2 separate regions of the Homo sapiens genome follow, and region 1 is linked to region 2. A link is a loop called in an ENCODE intact Hi-C map of the cell type or tissue named here. Cell type or tissue: K562. All regions are shown on one strand. Links, peaks and the distances in the headings refer to the core of each region. The heading gives the core; the rest is flanking DNA. Region 1 has its middle 34 kb from the start of TMCC1-DT. Region 2 overlaps TMCC1 (transmembrane and coiled-coil domain family 1).

The links. A loop is a pair of places that touch in the nucleus more often than their neighbours do. Peaks named below come from ENCODE experiments on the same cell type or tissue, not always from the same donor. Only the 100,000 strongest peaks of a DNase experiment are listed, where the experiment ranks them.
Region 1: it touches region 2 in a loop (7-fold over the local background); 3 of 110 quality-filtered maps call a loop at or near these places.

The regions. Positions count from the first base shown.
Region 1 is chr3:129,924,893-129,930,275 of GRCh38, reverse strand. No RefSeq gene overlaps it. Among named protein-coding and RNA genes, the nearest start is that of TMCC1-DT, 34 kb to the right of the region's middle. In K562, for the core only: no CTCF peak of the experiment used is centred there; a DNase peak (open chromatin) is centred at 3,035.
Region 2 is chr3:129,854,566-129,859,948 of GRCh38, reverse strand. The region is part of intron 2 of TMCC1 (transmembrane and coiled-coil domain family 1); the gene reads left to right. Among named protein-coding and RNA genes, the nearest start is that of TMCC1, 36 kb to the left of the region's middle. In K562, for the core only: no CTCF peak of the experiment used is centred there; no DNase peak of the experiment used is centred there.

The DNA.
Region 1 (5,383 bases), core at 176-5,175, 70 kb before region 2:
TCTCTACTAAAAATACAAAAAAAAAATTTAGCTGGGTGTCGTGGCGTGTACCTGTAATCCCAGCTGCTTGGGAGGCTGAGGCAGGAGAATCGCTTGAACCCAGGAGGTGGAGATTGCAGTGACCCGAGATCATGCCACTGCACTCCAGCCTGGGCAACAAGAGCAAGACTGTCAAACAAAACAAAACAAAACAAAACGAAAAAAAACAAATAGAAACTTTAAAATTGAAAAATATATAACAAGTTAACAATTCACTGGAGGGTTCAGCAGCAGATTTAAGCTGGCAGAAGAAAGAATCAGCTAATGTGAAGACTGGTCATTTGCAGTGATCTAGCCTGAGCAACAGAAAGAAAAAAAAATGAACAGAGCCTCAGATAACTGTGGGATACCGTAAAGTACACTAAAATACATATAATAGAGGCCTCAGGAGGAAATGAGAGGATAGTGAGAAAAAGGCAGAAGGAATATTTGAGACATGATGGCCAAAGACTTCCTAAATTTGATTTCTTTTCAAAACAGTAATCTACAAAATCAAGAAGCTCAACAGGTCCTCAAGTAGGATACATTCAAAAGATCCACTCCTAGACACATCATAATGAAACTATTGAAAGCCAAAGGCAATGAATGTAGGAAGTAGCAAGACAGAAAAAGACTCATCATATACAAGGGATCCTCAATAAGCTTAACAGCTGATTTCTCATCAGAAACCGTGGAGACAAGAAGGCAAAGGGATGGCATGTTCAAGGTGCTGAAAGACTCACCAAGGCTTGGTGCAGTGCCTCACACCTATAATCCCAGCACCTTAGGAGGCTGAGACAAGAGGATCACCTGAAGCCAGGGATTCAAGACAAGCCTGGGCAACAAAGCAAGATGATGTCTCTACAAAAAAAGTGAAATATTAGCCAGGCATGGTGGCACACACCTGTAGTCTTAGCTGTTTAGGAGGCTGAGGCAGGAGGATCACTTGAAACTGAAAGAAAGACTCAATCAAAAATTCTGTCTCTAGGAAAACTATCTCTCTCTTTTTCTTTCTTTCTTTTTGTGACAGGATTTCACTCTGTTGCCCAGGCTGGAGTGCAGTGGTGTGATCACAGCTCACTGCAACCTCAAACTTCTGAGCTCAGATGATCCTCCCACCTCAGCCTCCTAGGTAGCTGGGACTACAGGCATGTGCCACCATGCCTCACTAATTTTCATATATAATTTTTTTTTTAGAGATGAGGGTTTCACCATGTTGCCCAGGCTGGTCTCTAACTCCTGGGCTCAAGCGATCTGCCCACCTCAGCCTCCCAAAGTGCTGGGATTACAGGCATGAGCCACCACACCCGGCAGGCAGATGGATTTTAATCCAGTTATATACTGTTTACAAGAGATACACTTCAGATTCAAATATTCAAATAGATTGAAAGTAAAAGAATGAAAAAAATATACTATGCAAACAGTAATTAAAATACAGCTAGAGTGGCTATATACGATATCAGACAAAATAGGCTAAGACAAAAATTGTTGCTACAGACAAGGACATTTTATGATGATTAAAGTTTCAGTCCAGCAAGAAGACACAATAATTATTAACATATTATGCACCTAACAACAGAACTCAAAATGCATGAAGCAAAGTCTTGGTGGGGGTGGCGGATGGGCACAAGTTTCTTTATTTTTACTCAACCCCCTAGCTAGGATTGTCAGATAAATACAAGACACCCAATTACATTTAAATTTTTAATAAACAACAAATAATATTTTCAGTGTAAGTATGTCTCACATAGTATTTGTAACCTAATTATACTAGAAATTTATTCGTTGTTTATCTGAAATTTGAATTTAAAAGAGCATCCTGTGTTTTAATTTGCAATACCTGGCAACGCTATACCTATCACATTTCTATTATTTGCCATCCCCTGAAGACATTTGAGTTTGCAACCACCACTGAGGGCACATTTTTAAGCAAAGGACTAGGTCTTCCTTCCTTATGTAATTCAAAGCTGGTCAAATGAGAATTTGGACTCTTGGTCACCAGGGGAAGCGGTTCTTAAATGTACTGATTCTTGTTTTAATGACAAAGGTCTCCCTTCCTCCCTCCTGACTTCTTCCTTCCCTTCCTCCCTCTTTTCCTTTCTTCTCTCTTTTTTTTTCTTCTTCTTCCTCCATTCTTCCTTCTCTCCCTTCCTTCCTTCCACAAGCATTCTTTGAATACCTACTATGTGTGGAGTCCTGCCGTAGTTACCAGAGTGGCACAATGAGGCATAAAGCACATTTCTTTTCTCTCTGGCACTCAAACCTGCACCCCCAGAGACATCAATCTAGAACTCTGCACCAGCATCACCCGGAAGCTTGTTACAACTACAGATCCCAGTCTCACCTTAACCTCATAGCAAATAGAAGACTAGAGGTTTGGCCTAGGAATCTGAATTTTCCACAAATGCCAAATCAGATCTGTATAGTCCACCAGGCTCTGGAGGTGCATCAGAAGACTCTAATCTAGGTGAGCTTCCCACCCATCCTGCGAGTCTCCTCTGTCGTGTCCTGGCGGGCCATCTCCTAGCTCCTGCTCGCACATCTCCAGGGCCATCTCTCCCTCGAGGGACCTAACCATGAGAAAGTGTTCCCCCACGGGAGCTGGAATCCAAGGCTGGGTCACCAGAGCTACCCAGAGTCTTCCTTTTACCCAGAGGTATCCTTTTTCCATACCAGACACCAGTGTCCCTTCAGTTCTTTCTGAAGTTTTCCTCAGGGCAAGCTGTCCAGGTGTCTCACTCTTGAGCTGGGGGAGAGAGACAAACAAGGAGGACAGGTCCCTCATTAAATGAGCAAGCAAGGACATTGGCCCTGTGGGTGGCAGGAGGACATCTTCGGGGTGTGCTGGCTATTTAGGTTGGTCATTCCAGCCAACCCAAGAGCCTGATCACAGCCCTGGCTCCCTGGTCAGTCATCTGAGCTCTATCAGTCACCCACTCCGAAGGAGTCCGGTGGTGGCCAAGACAAACCCAGCTGTCCGCTCCCTTTGCAGAACCCCCATCCCACAGAAGGGATGAGATAGTGTGACTCAGCATCTGCTGCAGGGGAGGAGCTGGCCCCTGGTTGAATTTTAACAGGATTCGAGGGTAGGGAAATAGTTTGAAAGTGTCAGGCCATCTTTCACCATCTTCTATGCTGCACTCCCCTCCTTACTTCTGTTCTCCCTCCCCTACCATTGCCCTCCCAATTCTTTCTTCATTATGCAAAGCAGCCTGGGAGCTCGGGGGAGTGGGGAAAAGGAGGGCACCAAAAGAAGAGAGTCCAGAGCCCGCAGCTTCTACCCGCAAGCCACCTCTCCAGTCTGCTCCCTGTCCAGACACACACAGAGCCCCCCGCCAAATTCAGTGGCACAAACTGTTCCCCATTTTTTTGCACACGTAAATGTGTGTGTGTATGTGCTGGTGTTTATAACAGGGTGTTACACTGGAACTACTAAGTCACCAAGGTGAAATAGATAAGACACCCAGACCAAGATGCAAATGTTCAAAGGAAATAAACAACAGTCGTTTTATTTTTAGACGGACTCTCGCCCTGTCACCCAGGCTGGGGTGCAATGGCGCGATCTCGGCTTACTGCAACCTCTGCCTTCCAGGTTCAAGTGATTCTCCTGCCTCAGCCTCCTAAGTAGCTGAGATTACAGGCGCGTGCCACCACGTCTGGCTAATTTTTTTTCTTTTTTTTGTATTTTTAATAGAGATGGGGATTCACCATGTTGGTCTTAAACTCCTGACCTCGTGATCCGCCCGCCTTGGCTTCCCAAAGTGCTGGGATTACAGGTGTGAGCCACCGCACCTGGCCAACAAAAGCCATTTGTAAGACCCTAAAACATCTCACCTGCATTGAGGTTATATAATGATCTAGTTGTTGGAGATCAGAGGAATTAGTGAGGAGGACTTTGGAGAGCGGGTCTTTCAATCTCCCCACCCCAGCCCTACCCCACCGAGGGGCAGAGCTGAGGATGCCTCTACCTGAGCCAGTTGAGGGCACTGAAGCAGGACCATTGGAAAGCTGCATCTGGGCTCCTTGCAGGATGGAGGAGCTGGGCCTGTCTCTGACTCCCACCTCAGCAAACTGAAAGACAGGAGAAAAAGGAGCCTCGGAGAGGCGGTTGAGCAGGCAGCTTCAGTCCCCTAATGATCTCCAAGGTGATCAGAGCTAGAACATGTGAAGATTTTCTGTAGATCAGATGTGGGCCCCTGCAGGAGCTGGCCTGATCATGCCCCAGGGGACGATCTGGAGCAATGTTCATGCCAACTCGGTGGGAAGGGAAAAAATAGGAGCCGAGAAGAGAGCCACCAGCGGGAGGTGAGTGTGTCCCCCACAGCAAAAGGCAGGATGAGAGGCTCTCAGCTGGGAGTGGGGATGTCTCCAGAATCCATGAAAGCAGCCGGGGAGATTATAAGATGGATCACCTTGACACATAGGTCAGCACAAAACCACCCTGGACCCATATCACTCAAGTAAAAAATCTCCAGCTCGCTGAGAGCTCCTCCCTCCCTTGCCCCCTCCCCGCCCCATGCCAGGGGTTAGAAACTACCTTAGAAAGATTGAGGGCAGGGGAGACTTTATGATGGAGACAGAGAAAAAGAGATCCACCCGTACTCTAGTAAACTTTAAGTTGGAAATTTGGCTGTTCCCAGACTGGACATTCTAAGACTATATTTAAAAACCTAAAATGAATATAAAACTTAAAAAAAAAACCTAGTGAATTAGGGTTCTCTAGAGAAGCAGAATCAATAGGATATGAATATTTAGAGGAAGAGGTTTATTGTGAGAAACTTGTTCATGCAATTATGGTGGCTGGAGACCTAGGAGAGCTGATGGTGTCCTTCCAGTCCAAAGGCCATCTTCTGTAGAACCAGAAGGAGCCAATGTTGCAGGTGAAGTCTGAAGGCCACCTGCTGGAGAATTCTCTCTTGTTAGAGAAGGGGTTGCATAGGCTGGTCTTTTAAGGCCACTCAAGCCTTCAACTGATTTGGTGAGGCTCACTCACATCGTGGTGGGCAATGTGCTTCACTCAAAGTCTGCTGATTTAAATGTTAATCCCATTCAAAAAACACCCACACTGTCCAGGCGTGGTGGCTCATGCCTGTAATCGCAGCACTTTGGGAGGCCAAGGCCGGCAGATCATTTGAGGTCAGAGGTTTGAGACCAGCCTGGCCAACATGGTGAAACCCCATCTCTACTAAAGATACAAAAATTATCTGGGCGTGGTGGTGGACGCCTGTAGTCCCAGCTACTTGGGAAGCTGAGGCAGGAGAATCACTTGAACCCAAGAAGTGGAGGTTGCAGTGAGCCAAGATCGTGCCACTGTGCTCCAGTGTGGGCGACAGAGTGAGACTCTGTCTCAAAAAATAATAATAAT
Region 2 (5,383 bases), core at 112-5,111:
TAGTGAGATAAGTTGCCATGTAGCTTCCTAGTCATGGAGGCTGGATTATGGTATGCTAGTGATTAGTGGGAAATTTTTAAGTTTAAACATATATTTATTGAGCACCATGTCAGGCACTATGAAGAGGGAAAAATTAAATTGAGCAGAGTCCTAGATATGTTTATTTTTTAGGCAGAGAACAGAAGGGAAGCAGTATCAAATTAGAACAAAAAAGTCAAAAGGTAAATTTCCTAGACCATGAATTCATGTATATACGTGTGTATGTGTGTGTGTGTGTGTGTGTGTGTGTGTGTGTGTATGTGTGTGTGTTTTGAGACAGGGTTTCTCTCTGTTGCTGAGGCTGGAGTGCAGTGGTGAGATCATGGCTCACTGCAGCCTCGGCTTGCCAGGCTCAAGCAATCCTCCCACCTCAGCCTCCCAAGTACCTGGGACTATAGGGTCATGCCACCATGCCCACCTAATTGTTGTATTCTTCATAGAGATGGGGTCTTGCTATGTTGCCCAGGCTGTTCTCAAACTCCTGGCCTCAAGTGATCCTCCTGCCTCAGCCTCCCAAAACAAAGTGCTGGGATAACGCGTGAGCTATCACACCCAGCCTGAATTCATTTTTTATGGTTTATCTCATACTTAAATCATTTGTTTCTATATTTGCTTCATAGTGACTTACGTGCTTAAATAAGTTTAAGCAATAAAAACCTGTACATATTTAAAAAATGTTTCTATAGTGAAAAGGAATGTGACTTTGAGATACCACCTTTTTCTCCTTGAGTAAGATTTACATGTGGTTATTGGACTAGATTGAGAATTTTGCAATGTTTATGTCAAAATGAAGGAAATTATACTATGAGCAGTCAAAATCTTGAAAATTTTTAGCTATGGCCTACAAGATTCTTTTTGTTCCTTCATGTTATTTTTCTATTAGTTTACCATATACTATGTTTATATTAATTGCTTCAACAGTTTGAGAAGCAATAACAGAAAACACGTTTTGTAGATAATCTAAGGTAATCACTTATTTAAAATGAAAAGTTATTAAAGCTATCAGAAGAAATCTTAAATTTGACCTATGCCTATGAATAAGAAAGTGTTTTTTCCAACAAATATGTTGGGGACCAAGGGGAAGTCAGGCAAAACATATTCAGGTTTTGTATGTTTTAATCCTTTTATTTTCTCAGCTTCTTGATCTTCCTACATGCTTGCAGATGTTAAATGTGAGGACCCTGAAAAAAATTTTTTTTGATCCTGAGTATAGAAAACATTTTATAAGAAAAAATAATGGCCATGTGTGGTGGCTCATGCCTGTAATTCCAGCACTTTGGGAGGCTGAGGTGGGTGGATTGCTTGAGCTCACGAGCTTGAGACCAGCCTGGGCAACCTGACAAAACCCTGTCTCTACCAAAAATACAAAAAATTAGCTGGACGTGGTGGCATGCACCTGTGGTTCTAGCTACTCAGGAGGCTGAGGTGGGAGGATGACTAGAGTCCAGGAGGCAGAGGTTGCAGTGAGCTGAGATTGTGCCAGTGCACTCCAGCCTGAGTGACAGAGTGACACTGTCTCAAAAAAAACCAAAAATGTAAAATGGGAAATTATAGTAGAAATGATCCTTAAGGTTCCTGTAATTCTGTGACTGATTCTAATTTTTTCGTGTGTCTTGAAGCTGTTTAGTAGTGTGCTGCGATATGGAGGATGGTGTTCAGAAAGTTGTGTTAGCATTGTAAAACTTCCCTTCATTTAGAGGGACACATGTGGTAGAATAGTCAAGAGTGTAAGTTCCAGTTTTTCTGCCTGCTGGCTGTGTGACCTTGAGCATGCCATTTAGGCTCATTTTTCTTATCTGTAAAATGTGAAAAGGATGGTGTTCAGAAAGTTGTGTTAGCATTGTAAAACTTCCCTTTGTTTAGAGGGACACCTGTGGTAGAGTAGTCAAGAGTGTAAGTTCCAGCTTTTCTGCCTGCTGGCTGTGTGACCTTCAGCATGCCATTTAGGGTCATTTTTCTCATCTGTAAAATGTGAAATAACATCAAGTACCTCACAGGATTATTGTGAGGATCAATTGAGATAATGTGTTAACAGTTACTTGGACATGGCTGGGCGCAGTGGCTCACGCCTGTAATCCCAGCACTTTGGGAGGCTGAGGCGGGCGGCTCATGACATCAGGAGATCGAGACCATCCTGGCTAACAAGGTGAAACCCTGTCTCTACTAAAAAAATACAAAAAATTAGCCAGGCTTAGTGGCGGGTGCCTGTAGTCCCAGCTACTCAGGAGGCTGAGGCAGGAGAATGGTGTGAACCCGGGAGGCGGAGCTTGCAGTGAGCTGAGATCGCACCACTGCACTCCAGCCTGTGTGACAGAGCGAGACTCCGTCTCAAAAAGAAAAAAAAATATTAAAAAAAAAGTACTTGGACATTACAAAGTACTATACAAATACAAGGTGGTATATAAAAAGAGGTATCTAAATCTATGAAGAACAGTAGTTTCATAGTAGCTTTTCTCTTTAATTATTGATTCTTTCTGCTTCCTGTATGTTTTGTTCACAATTAGGCAGTCCGTTGCCACTGGGCAGTATAGATATGTTGTCCAGCCTGCCATCACTGGACTGTAGTTAAGGTGGATGTCTTGTCCAGTCTGCTGCCACTGGGCTGTATGTAAGGAGGTTCTTCTGTCCACCCCACCGCTACTGGACTCTCTTCCCTGTAGGTAAGCCCCTAATAAAATCCCATGTTTTGTCTGGGCGTGGTGGCTCATGCCTGTAATCCCAGCATTTTGGGAGGCTGAGGTGGGTGGATCACTTGAGGTCAGGAGTTCGAGACCAGCCCGACCAACATAGTGAAATCCCCCCTCTACTAAAAATACAAAAAAAATTAACCGGGTTTGGTGGTGTATGCCTGTAGTCCCAGCTACTTGGGAGGGTGAGGCAGGGGGATTGCCTGAACCTGGGAGGCAGAGGTTGCAGTGAGCTGAGATCATGCCATTACACCCCAGTGTGGGTGAGGGAGCAAGATTACGTCTCAAAAAAAAAAATCCCATGTCTCGTTTGCTGGTTCTGGGTCTCTTCTTTGGCCTCTTGAACCTGGTGCCATCCCTATTGAGGTTAATAGGGGTTAGGCACAACATATTTACTCTTCTTTTTAGACTCCCTAAAAGAATTTCTTGACTTAGAGACAGAAGTACCTCATCTACATGTTTTGCTAATTTAGTGAATCAGCTAGTTGAGGAGGAAAGTTAGATAATTTCACTGGAGATTGGACCAGAGTTAAAACTTGAAAGCCCAAGGCCACTTAATCTTTATTGGAGAAATTCATGACGTTGTATAACATTGTTTTATTTTGAGAACCAATTCTTAACTTTCTTAGCTGTTGTTTTTCGTTGCTCATACATGTTTGAAATACTGTTTGACATTTAATGCATTATTCGTTGATTCATAGTTTTGAATTTGGGACTTAGAAAACCTGAATTGTAGATCCTAGAGCAGTGTTTTTGAAAAAAGAAATACTGATAGTAGATTACCTAGAAGTTGTTGCAATGGAATTCTGACACTACTGGGAGTTAACATAGACTTCATAGGTTAAGGTCACAGTCCCCAGAAGACTATCCTCACTTAAGACACCAGCCACAAATTTGGAGGTCCCTTCGCTACCTGTGCTCCTGACCACTGGCTACCTATCCAGGAGTTCTCACGATCCATTCAGGTTCAGAAATTCACTAGAATGACTCAGTGCTTGGGAAAGTGCCACACGCTACTTAAAATTACAGTTGTATTATCCTGAATATTCCCCACTAATATTTTTTTAAAACTTTATTTTGAAATGATTGTAGATTCACGGAAAGTTGCAAAAATAGCATAGAGTCCCTTGAATCCTTCCCCTAGCTTCCCCCAGTGGTGGCATCTTATGTAACTGTAGTATAATATCGAAACCAGGAAATTGACATTGGTATAGTATTACTAAACTTTCTTGCTGAGTCATTTGGCCATTTTGGAATCTGAAGGACCAGTGTTTTCTTTAACTCTCATTACTTCTCTAGAAATGTTTGTCTTTTCCTAAATCTCTAATTTCTGATACTGCAGCTTCTGTTTAAAACAGGATCTTACATTTTCCATTCATTTACCTTTTTAAAAATGAATTATAATATCTACTATTTTTATGACTTAAGAAAAATTTTTGAAACATCACTGAGAACTGTTTGCTTACCATCGAAATGGGCAATATTCCTAGGCAACCATATCCATACTCAGGCTTTAGAATAGTCACTGTGAAGTCATGTGGGGTTTTTGTTGTTGTTGTTGTTTTTAGGCCAAGGAAGCTATCCAAGAATTTTGTGAATGAGGCTGAGAGTTGACCTTGCCAGAATTCATGGGGAAGATGTGTTTCTTGTTTTGTGTGGTCAAAGAGAGTTTTTCATCCAAACATTGCCCTCATTTCTTCTCCTTTTTCTGCTGAGTTTTTTTTTTCTTTTGATTTTTTAAGTGTCTAGAGACTTTAACTTCTTTAAATGTTATTTTTTGGTAGAGTTTTATTTTCAGTGGTTTATCTTGGGATAAGTTGAGTAAGAGGTTCAGATTTCAAGACAAACAAGGAATGATTTGTCTTTGCTTTGGGACTTGACATGAAGTATTAAGAAAACGAGGTATTAAGAAAAACTCAATGAGGTGTTAAGAAAAACTCAAAAAACTAATTTATAGTTTTGTTATGAAAGCTACAATCAGACATTCTTAGATTGCTTTATTTTATTCAATGGAGTTTGAGTTTTTGATGGTTTCTTCATGTAAATAGGAAGCCACCAGAAGAAGGCCTGTCATAAGTAAACTTCATTATCTTAGCTAAAAGGACCTTGCCAAAGAAAATTTAGTATAGTGAAGATCATGGTGATAGGAGTTTGACCTAGTGGTGAATGTTTTGTGATTGCTGGCAACTGAACTTTGACTTAGGCAGTCTGGACCATATCTCATGATTTTTGAGCATGGTTCATGCATTTGTTCATTCATGCAACACATTTTTATTGGGCCACCTAGGCAACAGGATATTATGTGGGGCAAAAACTGATGTGATACCCTTCCCCCATGGAACTTAGGGTCTGGTGGAGAAGACAGAAATGTCAAATTAAGTGTTTAAATTGCACCTGTGACAGTGGCATAAGAGTAGGTATTGGGTAACACTTACATTAGTGAGATTTGACCAGATTAGAGAAGGCATCCTCAAGAAATGATACTTGTGCTATGATCTGAAGGAGGAGTAGATGTTAACTTGGCAAAGAAAGGATAGATGGGAGATGGTTGTCCAGACAGAAGAAATAGCAAGTGCAGAGGCCCTGTGGTAGAAGGGAGAATGGTGAAATGAAGGACCTAATTAAGGCTAGCATGGCTTGAACAGTGAGAGTTAGAG